Regions from separate parts of the Mus musculus genome. Here region 1 is linked to region 2. A link is a loop called in an ENCODE intact Hi-C map of the cell type or tissue named here. Cell type or tissue: left cerebral cortex. All regions are shown on one strand.

Evidence for each region. Peaks named below come from ENCODE experiments on the same cell type or tissue, not always from the same donor. Only the 100,000 strongest peaks of a DNase experiment are listed, where the experiment ranks them.
Region 1: a loop joins it to region 2, with 4 times the contacts of the local background. A loop is called at or near these places in 12 of 42 quality-filtered maps.

Annotation. Positions count from the first base shown.
Region 1 is chr17:26,715,686-26,720,685 of GRCm38, reverse strand. Crebrf (CREB3 regulatory factor) reads right to left here. Exons shown (of 9, transcript NM_029870.2): 1 at 4,912-5,000. Among named protein-coding and RNA genes, the nearest start is that of Crebrf, 2.5 kb to the right of the region's middle. In left cerebral cortex, a CTCF peak has its summit at 2,591 (motif pointing left); a DNase peak (open chromatin) is centred at 4,387; H3K4me3 peaks cover 1,690 bases; H3K27ac peaks cover 1,141 bases.
Region 2 is chr17:26,883,453-26,888,452 of GRCm38, reverse strand. Gm17382 (predicted gene, 17382) reads left to right here and starts at 2,207. Exons shown (of 3, transcript NR_168075.1): 1 at 2,207-2,486. In left cerebral cortex, CTCF peaks have their summits at 2,147 (motif pointing right) and 3,342; DNase peaks (open chromatin) are centred at 2,181 and 3,304; H3K4me3 peaks cover 1,618 bases.

The DNA of each region.
Region 1 (5,000 bases), 170 kb after region 2:
CACACAATGGAAAGAGGAGGATAAGCTGGTGTCTGAGCTTCTTGTGCACACTGTAGCACATGTGACCTGTACACACAAACAAATTCAATACAGTTTTTTTGGAAAAAGGATTTGTGACCCCCCCAACCAAAAGGGACCTTGCTATAAAAAAAAAAAATCATCACAAACCAGATGTAGCATGGTGGCATATACCTTTAACTCAAGTACTTGGGAGGCAGCGGCAGGCAGATCTCTCTGAGTTCAAGGCCAGCATAGTCTACATAGACTAGTGTTCCTGGACAACCAGGGCTATGAAGAGAGACCCTGTAACAACAACAACAACAACAACACCCAATTATCACAAACCAGTAAAATGCAAGGCTCTTTCAAGCATGGTAGTGTACACCTATAATCCCCTACTGGAATGGGAGATGTAGAAGGATCAGGAATTCAAGGTCATATTACTGGATACATAATTTGAGTTAAACCTGGCCAACAGGAGACACTATCTCAAAAAATATAAACAAACAAACATCACACAACAAAAGTTGTAGGCCAGGCCGGGCGTGGTGGCGCACGCCTTTAATCCCAGCACTCGGGAGGCAGAGGCAGGCGGATTTCTCAGTTCGAGGCCAGCCTGGTCTACAAAGTGAGTTCCAGGACAGCCAGGGCTATACAGAGAAACCCTGTCTCGAAAAACCAAAAAGTTGTAGGCCAGTTCAAAGCCAGCCTGGAATATATACCAAAAAGAAAGTCTCAGAAATGGGGTGGGGGTGGGGTGCCTATAAAACAAACAGGACTATATTAATATATACCAATAGCTACTTTAAACAGTTTCAAAACATCTACATGGATATTGTGCCCTATGTTCTTCCAATGAAACTTTCTCAAGGTAGGAGATATATATACAATAGACTATTGATCCAATACTATCTGAAGTGTGTGTTTACATTCTCTACAATTTCCTCTGCAAAAACTTCAAACTCAAGACAGTATTTTTAAAAACAGGTTAACAATGACCATGGACTACTAATAAACACACCTTACTCTTATAAAGTTTCATTGGTTTTCTATCCTATCTTATCAGTCATCACCACACAAACTGCAGAGGTGAACAGCCACCACAGAGGTTATTCAATATTTACTATTTAATCCTACACTGGGAAAAGTTCAACTACTCCTGTCCTGGTATGATTAGAACAACTAAGCACTATGGCTCACTGTGACTCCAGGAATTCATGAAGCTGAAGCAGGAAGATCATGAAGTTCAAAGTCAACCTGGGCAACACTGCAAGGCCCCACCTCACAGAACCAAACAAAATAGTGTGATAGATTTATGACCAGCCAATATGTTTACCTTAAAATGAGACACTACTATATGTAGTAAAAGTCAGTGAAGCCTTTGCCAAAACAGCCAGGTACAAACCTAACTGGAAATAAGCCTATACTAATGACTCTCAAAATCCTATCATCAGTCTTGACTAAAAATTAAGTTTTAAAAGCTAACAGTGAATTCAGTTTACTATTTTAAGAACCACTACACTGCCAAGTGTGGTGATTCACACCTTTGATCCCAGCACTTAGGAGGAAAAGGCAGGCAGATATCTGTGGGTTCAAGGCCAGACTAGACTTCACAATCAGTTCCAGGACAGGAGGGGGACAGCACAAAAAATAAAAACTACTACACTACACTACGACAATTAAATAGAATGTCTCCGTATTCCCATTATCCAATGGATTTATTTAGTCACCACCACCAAGGACCTTAATCAGTTACCCTTTTACGCCAGAACTTACACCAATTAGGTTATTTTCTTCATCAAAGTTTGTTTTTCAGTTTGTTATACAACATACAAAGTGTCAAGGTGAGTGGAGAACCCAATATTGCTCTGGAAGTATCTATTTTTCTATTCTTACTATACTAGAAATTCCTGAGCCCAGTGATACTTAACTGTAGTCCCAGCAGGAAAGAAATGCTTGAGGACCAGGAATTCAAAACCAACTGGACTACAAAGTAAAACGCTGACTCCATAACAACATTTTGTAAACCCCAAATTATATTAAGCATATAAAAGAATTTTAGCCAAAAATAATCTCTAGTGTATTATATTTGCCATTCTTTTTTTTTAAGATTTGTTTATTTATTTATTACATGTAAGTACACTGTAGCTGTCCTCAGACACTCCAGAAGAGGGAGTCAGATCTCGTTATGGATGGTTGTGAGCCACTCCTGACCTTCTGAAGAGCAGTCGGGTGCTCTTACCCACTGAGCCATCTCACCAGCCCTTATATTTGCCATTCTTAAAAAATTACTAGCCAGGCGGTGGTGGCGCACGCCTTTAATTCCAGCACTCGGGAGGCAGAGGCAGGCAGATTTCTGAGTTCGAGGCCAGCCTGGTCTACAGAGTGAGTTCCAGGACAGCCAGGGCTATAAAGAGAAACCCTGTCTCAAAAAACCAAACCAAAACAAAACAAAAAGAAATTACTTCATGGGGCTGGAGAGATGGCTCAGCGGTTAAGAGCACTGACTGCTCTTCAGAAGGTCCTAAGTTCAATTCCCAGCAACCACATGGCTGCTCACCATCCATAATGAGATCTGATGCCCTCTTCTGGCGTGTCTGAAGACAGCTACAGTGTACTCATATAAAAAACAAAACAAAAAAATCTTGAAAAAAATTAGTACATAAGCAATGAAAACCAACTTTGACTAAGTGTTCTGGGTATCATGAAAACCTTTGCTTGGTTCTAACTTCAGACCTACCTTTTATAACTGATTGTAGTAATAGGACAGATTTGGACTTAGCAATACAACATTAAGTGATAGGTAATATTTTATTTACTATAAAAATTATATATAGCCGGGGGGGGGGTGGCCCACACCTTTCACCCTAGCACTTGAGAAGGCAGAGGGAAATGGATCTTTTTGAGTTCCAGGTCAGCCTGGTCTACGGGTTAAGTTCCAGGACAGCTAGAGCTATGTAGAGAAATGCTGCCTGAGAAACAAACAAAAAATAAAAATAAAAATTATATCTAATTAAAAAAATATATATCAAATAACCCGGGATTATATTTTTACCAAGTTTTAACAAAACTGAGGGTCAGTCACATAAAACCAATAAAAGTTGATGAAAATTTATTTACTATTTGTTAATATTCTTCAGCTGAACTCTTGAAGAGCTGCCTAGGGTGATATATCTATGATGTATTCCTACTCCTAAGTACTTCACCAAAGATGTATCAATAGCCTACTACCTTTGACAACATGAGGTCACAGGTTATAAACTCATCTTAAAAGCTTTAAAAAGCATTTAACAAGGCTAATATGGTGCCAAAACAATTCCAATTTTGTATCCACATTTCCCCATTTGGAGTATCTCTCAGCTTTTTTAAACTAGGCAACACTGAAAAATATTTTAAAGTAGAATTAAAGTGACAATCATTTTACCATAGGTCACAAAATTTACAAAAAATTCCTATTTCTGCTTTTGAAAAAATAAGTCAGACCTTCATTCTTTTTCTCATTTGCTGATACTGGATAGACAAAAGTCTAAAGACTCATCAGACCTAAATACTTTTCTCAAGGCTGTTTTCTCATTAAGTATGTTAGCTTCCAATTTATGTGAGCAAGGGAGGCAAATTAAGACTTGAAACACAAGGGCCTGATCTTTGGAAGATATCCACGTTTTTTTTTTTGTTTTTGTTTTTGTTTTTTTTGGGGGGGGGGTGGATAGAAACGCCGCTCACTCAATTTTGTCTGCTTTTCCAGTCCCAATTTTCTCTTTGCAATACCCAGAAAAGCAGAAGTTCCTCTGAATGCCTGCCTCTACACGGGAGACCTGGTACAGAAACACACCCCTAACTACAGAAATACCTCCTTAAGGTAGTCTTAAGATTCAGGCCTGCTCAGAAGTAGCAAAACGGTTTGTTTTCTTGGGTTAAAGGTGGGCGATTAAAGGGTTTGGTGGCAGGATCTACCAAGCAGCGGAGAGCCGACCAAGAAGGAGACGCCAGAGACCAAGCTTCATCTAGACCCAGGAACCGCCCCCTGGGAGGCTAGACTGCCCTCGCTACTTCCCTGGCCGCCTCCACTCGGGAGCGGCTGAGCCGGGTCAGGCTCCTCCGGGCATCTTCCGGGTCCCTCCGGGACTCTAGCCCACACCCAGCCCGCCCGGCCCGCGCCCCGCTCGGCTCGGCTCCTCGCCCTTTGCCCCGTCTCCGCCCCGCTCAGTGACAACCCCCGTCCCCAGGCCCGTCCCCTCCCATCTAATATGGCCGCCCTGTCGGACCAACCCCCAGCACAGCCTAACTTACTGGGGGGGAGGGGGGGCGCGGCACCGCCTCCCTGCGCCCATTGGCGCCACGGACCCCGTCTGCCTCCTCCATTGGACAGCACCGGCCGCCACTCGACAGCGAGGGCTCCGCCTCCGGGCTTTTCAAGCTGCTTAGAGAGGACATATAAACAAATCCCGAGAGGGAGGCCCCAGTCCCGCAGCCTCCGGGGAGGGGCCGGGGGGAACAGCAGCCCCACGACGCCCCTGCCCAGAGTTCTCCCGGTCCGCTCCTCCGTCCGGAGCCTTCTGAACACTAGCTGTGCCGGTCTCCCTCACACGCCCCTCTCCTCTCCTCTCCTCCCTCCCGGCCCCTCCCACCCGCTCGCCGCTCTGACAGGCCGGCTGCCGGCAGTCGCGATCCCTGGTTCCCGGGAGCGCAAAGGGCACGGCCCTAACGGGGTCGCCCGCCGGCGCGCGCCCGCCCTTTATATAACCGTCGGCCGCGGGGGCAGCCCGATTCGGCTCGCATCGGCGACCCCGTTCCGCGCGCCCTCGGCCCGGCGGCCCCCGCCCCGCTCTCCCGGAGCCGGGCACCCGCGCCTCTCACCCGCGGTTCTCTGCCGCTGCATCCCGCCCGCCCGTGCGACCGCTCGGCATTCACCTGAGGCTGAAGGCGGTTCAGGCACTGGATCCGGCCGCGCTTACGCGGCCGCGGGCCGTCTCCATGCTGCCTCGGTTTGTTTTGTTTAT
Region 2 (5,000 bases):
CCAGCCTGCCTAGATGTAGATGCTGTCACCTTCCTCGTGACAACTTGTTGGAACACAGATCTATCTGCAATAACGGCTTGAGCTCTTAATTTCTTCTTATTTGTAAAATCAAACTGTTTTGATTTTTAAAGAGTTGCTTTAAGGGGGCTGGAGGCACGACTCTGGTTGAAAGCACTCACTACTCTTGCAGAGGAGCCCAGTTTGGTTCCCGTCCATGTGGCAGTCCTCCAAGGGGCCCAGGAATGTGCATGGTACCCAGAATGCATACAGCACATGAGTCACACACATGCAATTAAATCAAATGAAATACTAAAGTATTTCAGAGAGTATTTACAAAGAAAAGCCAGTAAGCCTCCAGCAGACAGCCCAGGGCAGGAAGCATGCCTCTGTCCCTATCAAGTCCCCAGGGATCGTCTTACTCAATGGACTGGAGAGCTGGGGGAGCCTGGGCTGAGGCTCAGGTTCCCTTCTAAAGAGAGGAAATCCTGACAGTCACTCCTGACAAAGAGGGGCCACTTAAGTCTTGTCTTGGAAAAGCAAGAGCTCAGGCCAGCCTGAAAGACTCAGGAAGAGCGAGGTAGCTCTTGCCTGGAGTTAAACCTTCAAGAAGCATATGAGAGAAGTCAGGGATGTCCTGGGTGAGTTATTTACCCTCTTTGACCCTCAGACTCTTCCTCAAACACATGTGCAATGGCCCCACCTCACAGGCACATGAAGAAGAGGACGCTTCATAATCACTGGCAAGCAGAAGGTGCCTGCTTGCTTCAGTTAGAATCTTGTTTGTTTGTTTGTTTGCTTTTGGAGACAGGATTTCTCTGTGTAGCCCTGGCTGTCCTGGAACTCACTCTGTAGACCAGGTTGCCTCGAACTCAGAAATCTGCCTGCCTCTGCCTCCCGAGTGCTGGGATTAAAGGCGTGCGCCACCACGCCCCGCTCAGTCAGAATCTTGAATTCCGCCTCTGCAGTCGGCTGTGGTGACCCCTGTATTATTTTCATTGCTGCTTCATAACTGTAATTTTTCTACTGGTATGAATCATACTATGTAAGCATCTGATGTGCAGATGGCCTTAAGTGATCCCTGGGAAAGGGTGGCTCGACTCCAAGGAGGTCTCGACCCACAGGTTGAGAATAGCTGATAAAGTCATTTCTGTCTGGTTTCACAGAGGACTCCTGGATAATATCATTTAAAAAACTTACAAATCAGGTCTCTTGATGTTTTTCAGCCTCCAACAGGAATGGGGCCCACCTGCTGTGGGGGGTTCCATGGCTGACAATCATCATTGCTGAGGTATCCCTTCTCCAGGCACCTCCTCTTCTGTTTTGCAGTCCCATCTCTTGAGAATCAGGCTAATGATGCCAGACCAAGCCCTCAGCCCTCCCTTCACACTGCGTTAGCCTTCGGCCTACACACAATGGCTCTGCTCGTATGTGCCTTACAATCACACAACAGTGTGTGCCCCAGCTGCATGAACCTGCATCCCGCCTTCCTCACAAAAGCAGATACTTCCATAAGATGACAAATGCTGTTCACAGAGCATCCCGTACTCGAGGGATTTCATGGACATTATTTTGCTTTCTCGTCTGACATCTAACTTAGCTTTTGTTACCTGCAGTTTAAATTTGTGGAAAGTGAACGTCAAACGTATCCAAAGTGACAGAACTCAGCACTCAGTATGTTGATAATCAGGGAAGAATTGTAAATGACTGAAGAAGGACCCATGGGTAGTTGAATAGATATATAGATAAGTGGATGGGTGAGTTAGTTAGGTGGGTAGATGAAGGGAAGGTAATAGATGCTAGCATTCAGCTTAGCTAATCACGCGGCAAAGCTAAGTGCGCCTGCCCTTGCTGGTTCAATTCAAGCATAAGGAATCCCCTGTCTCTTAGCACTGTGCGGGACACCCAGCAGGTACCTGGCATTATCTGAGTTCCCCAACTTAGGAGTACCTGACAAGCATCCTTGCTCCAACTAATTTTCACAGCTGCCTCACTGAGGCAAGATTTGGCCCCTGGGTGAGCATGAGAGATGAAGAACGAAGATTCTGTCCTTTTCGGGCACCAAGAGCAGGCTGTTGAGCTGCCGCGGGAGGGAATGGGTGAGATCCTGGAGGGCTGGGACTCTCGAGGCGTTCCCCTGACTGGCCACGAGAGGGCAGCAGTCCGCAGCCCCAGCGCCGCAGCTAGACCGCAGGGCCAGCAACTGGTTCTCTAGCAGTGCTGCTTAGGACCCACGTGCTCAGCGTGGAACTCACGTGTCGGCGAATGCGGAAGAAAATCGGGAAAACCGATGTGGCATGCTCTTCCCAGGCAACTGTGCTGGGACAGGGTCCCGCAAACGTCGCGGGAGAAAAACCGAAGACATGAGGTGCTCCCAGTGCGGTCCAACAGGCGTATTTTAAATATATGTCCCCAGGTCCATGACTGAAGAAAATTCTGGAAGGACTCCCAGGAAGTTATTTCTTTTTTCTGCTTGCTGTGATATTGAGGTAACTGTTTTGCCATTTAAATGCATTCTATCATTTGTTACTGATAATGATGACGGCGGCGGCGGCAAAGTGATGATATCTGGGATGTAAGAATATGGAAATTTTATTTGCTTGCCTTTCCTTTGCTTACTTTCTGAGTTTTTTAAGCACACGTTGCTACCAAGAGGATAGTTCGGTACTGGGGTGGGAGACACAACTGAGCCACAGGACAGCTGGCACCTTGTGATTGCTTAATATTGCCCTTGAGGTACCAGGATGCATGGGGCCCTGGCCGCCTTGGTACCTACCTGGTGCCAGTCTGTTGGAGCCTCAGTAGGGTCAAGGGGCAGAGCTCTGGGAACAGTAGCAGGGTTCTCGGGTCACAAAGGATGTTCCAATCATCTTGGGCTCTGCTCCTCATTTTTCTGACAGTCTTGTTGGAGATGGCCCTGACATAGCAAACAGGACAAGGTTAGAAAGCACCAAAGCTCCATTCAAACCATCTGCATCTGATACTAGGGTGACCTTGGGCCAGTGACTGGGTATCTCTGGGCCTTAGGTTTTCCGTTTATTAGACAGCAGTTGCAATATCTTTGCTATGAAAGTTAGCACTGATGCCTTTAAGCCATCCAGCAAAAGACAGCCACGTGGTGGGTATTACACACCCCCACCCGGCTTCCCTGTCCACAGAACGAAATAAACTAGATATATGAGTAGAATTTTTAAAAACGAAACTAAAGCGAGACCAGCAGCAGCTTGGGGACTGCTGCCTAGCTTTCCCAGACCCATCTCCAAACCGATAGGGACAGCGGTCTTCTCCTCATCGCCACGCCCTCCCCGTGGCACAGGCCCCGCCTCCCAGCCCTGCAGTTCCTACGCGCTCTCAAAGGTCGGCGACATTGTGCTTTGGACGACAACCTATCTTTTTGGCTTTCCCAGCCTTGACTGTCAAATCCTAGATAAACTGAGCCAGCCTGCTCCTGACACTCACAGAGCAACTCCAGAGAAAGGAAAAGCTCGCGCCGTCTCCCTCATTGCAAAACAAAGATGGGGAATTCTCTGAGCCCAAGAATGCTGTTGGCTGGGAACAGGCAGGCTCTTGGAAATAAACTAGTAAATTGCCAAACATTAAGGCAGAGACTGCCTGAGGGAGCCGTCGGCCTGCGAGGGAAGTTGAAAGGCCACAAGGGACTGGAGAGATAGCTCACTGGGCAGGGTGCTCACAGTATGCAAGGGGCCCTGGGTTTGTTTCCAGCACCAAGTGAACGGGGTCTAGTGGCATTCAGGAGGGGCAGTCAGAAAGCTCAGAACAAGATCTCATCCTTAGCATCACAGTAAGATGGAGGCCACCCTGGGCTACAGGAGACCCTGTCTCTAAAATTAAAAAAAAAAAAATAAGTGACACAGGTAGGCAAGTCAAACGTGCTTACTGGAGTATGTAACGCTATAATGATAAAGAGCTGTAGCACACTGAGGAAAGCGGCTGGAAAAACTCGGAAAGTGTGTCTATCTAGAGAATACACACTCCCCAAGAGGAAGGCTTACTGGGATAAGTAGGCTAGGTAGCAATAAAAGCTGAATTGCTGGCCAGTCAGTGCTGCCGCATACCCTTAACCCCTTAGGAGACAGAGGTGGGCAGATCTCTGTGAGTTCCATGGTCTACAGAGCTAGTTCTAGGACAGCCAGGGCTATACATCGAGGCCCTGTCTTGAAAAACAAAACAAACTGCTAAGGGAAATAGCAGGGGCATTTCCTCTCTAGATTCTGCTTTAAGCTCACAGCATCCTTTCGCTGTCTGGAGGAAATGTAGGGTTGCCCATAATGCCACTACAACGCCCGCTGTGCTGGCAAGGGTGTCCCCTGTGTGTGAAGAAGACAATCCTGTGGGTCAGCATTCATCAAATGGTCTCCAGAGGCTCCCAGGGGATGGTAACTGGGAAAAAGACTATAGAAATTTTGCATTTCAAAGGGAGGGAAAAGAAGAGGGGAAAGTGGAGAGAGAGAGATTGAGAGAGAGAAAGAGCGCTCCTGAGCTCCGAAGTCTCAGGTCTTCACTTGTACAGCCTTCAGTCCCCTGATCCTTGTGTCCTATGGTAAATATTTGCTCTGTGTTAGGCAGTCTGGTTAATTAGGTACTGAGCATAGCCCAGGACACACAGTGTCACAGGACACACAGTGTCACAGGACACACAGTGTCACAGGACACACAGTGTCACCCGGTGGACTTGCCTAATGCCTAGAAGGTGGCGCCTTTCACCTTTCAAGCATGAACCCCAAGGCTACAGAGAGCGGTTTTTAGAAGTCACGTGGTTTCTCAGTACTAAGGCTGACACTGACACCCAAGCAAACACAACTTAATCCAACATCCCTAAAACTCCCAGCCACAGCTTAAACTGCAAATGGCACCCGGGCTGCACCAGGTGGCTTGTTCTTTCATGAAGACATTCATTATTAGAAATGGCTTCCCAAAATGTTTGGCTAAGTCCAGCTGCTGTGACACACATCCTCCTCAGGCTCTATTTCCGCCCTTGGCCT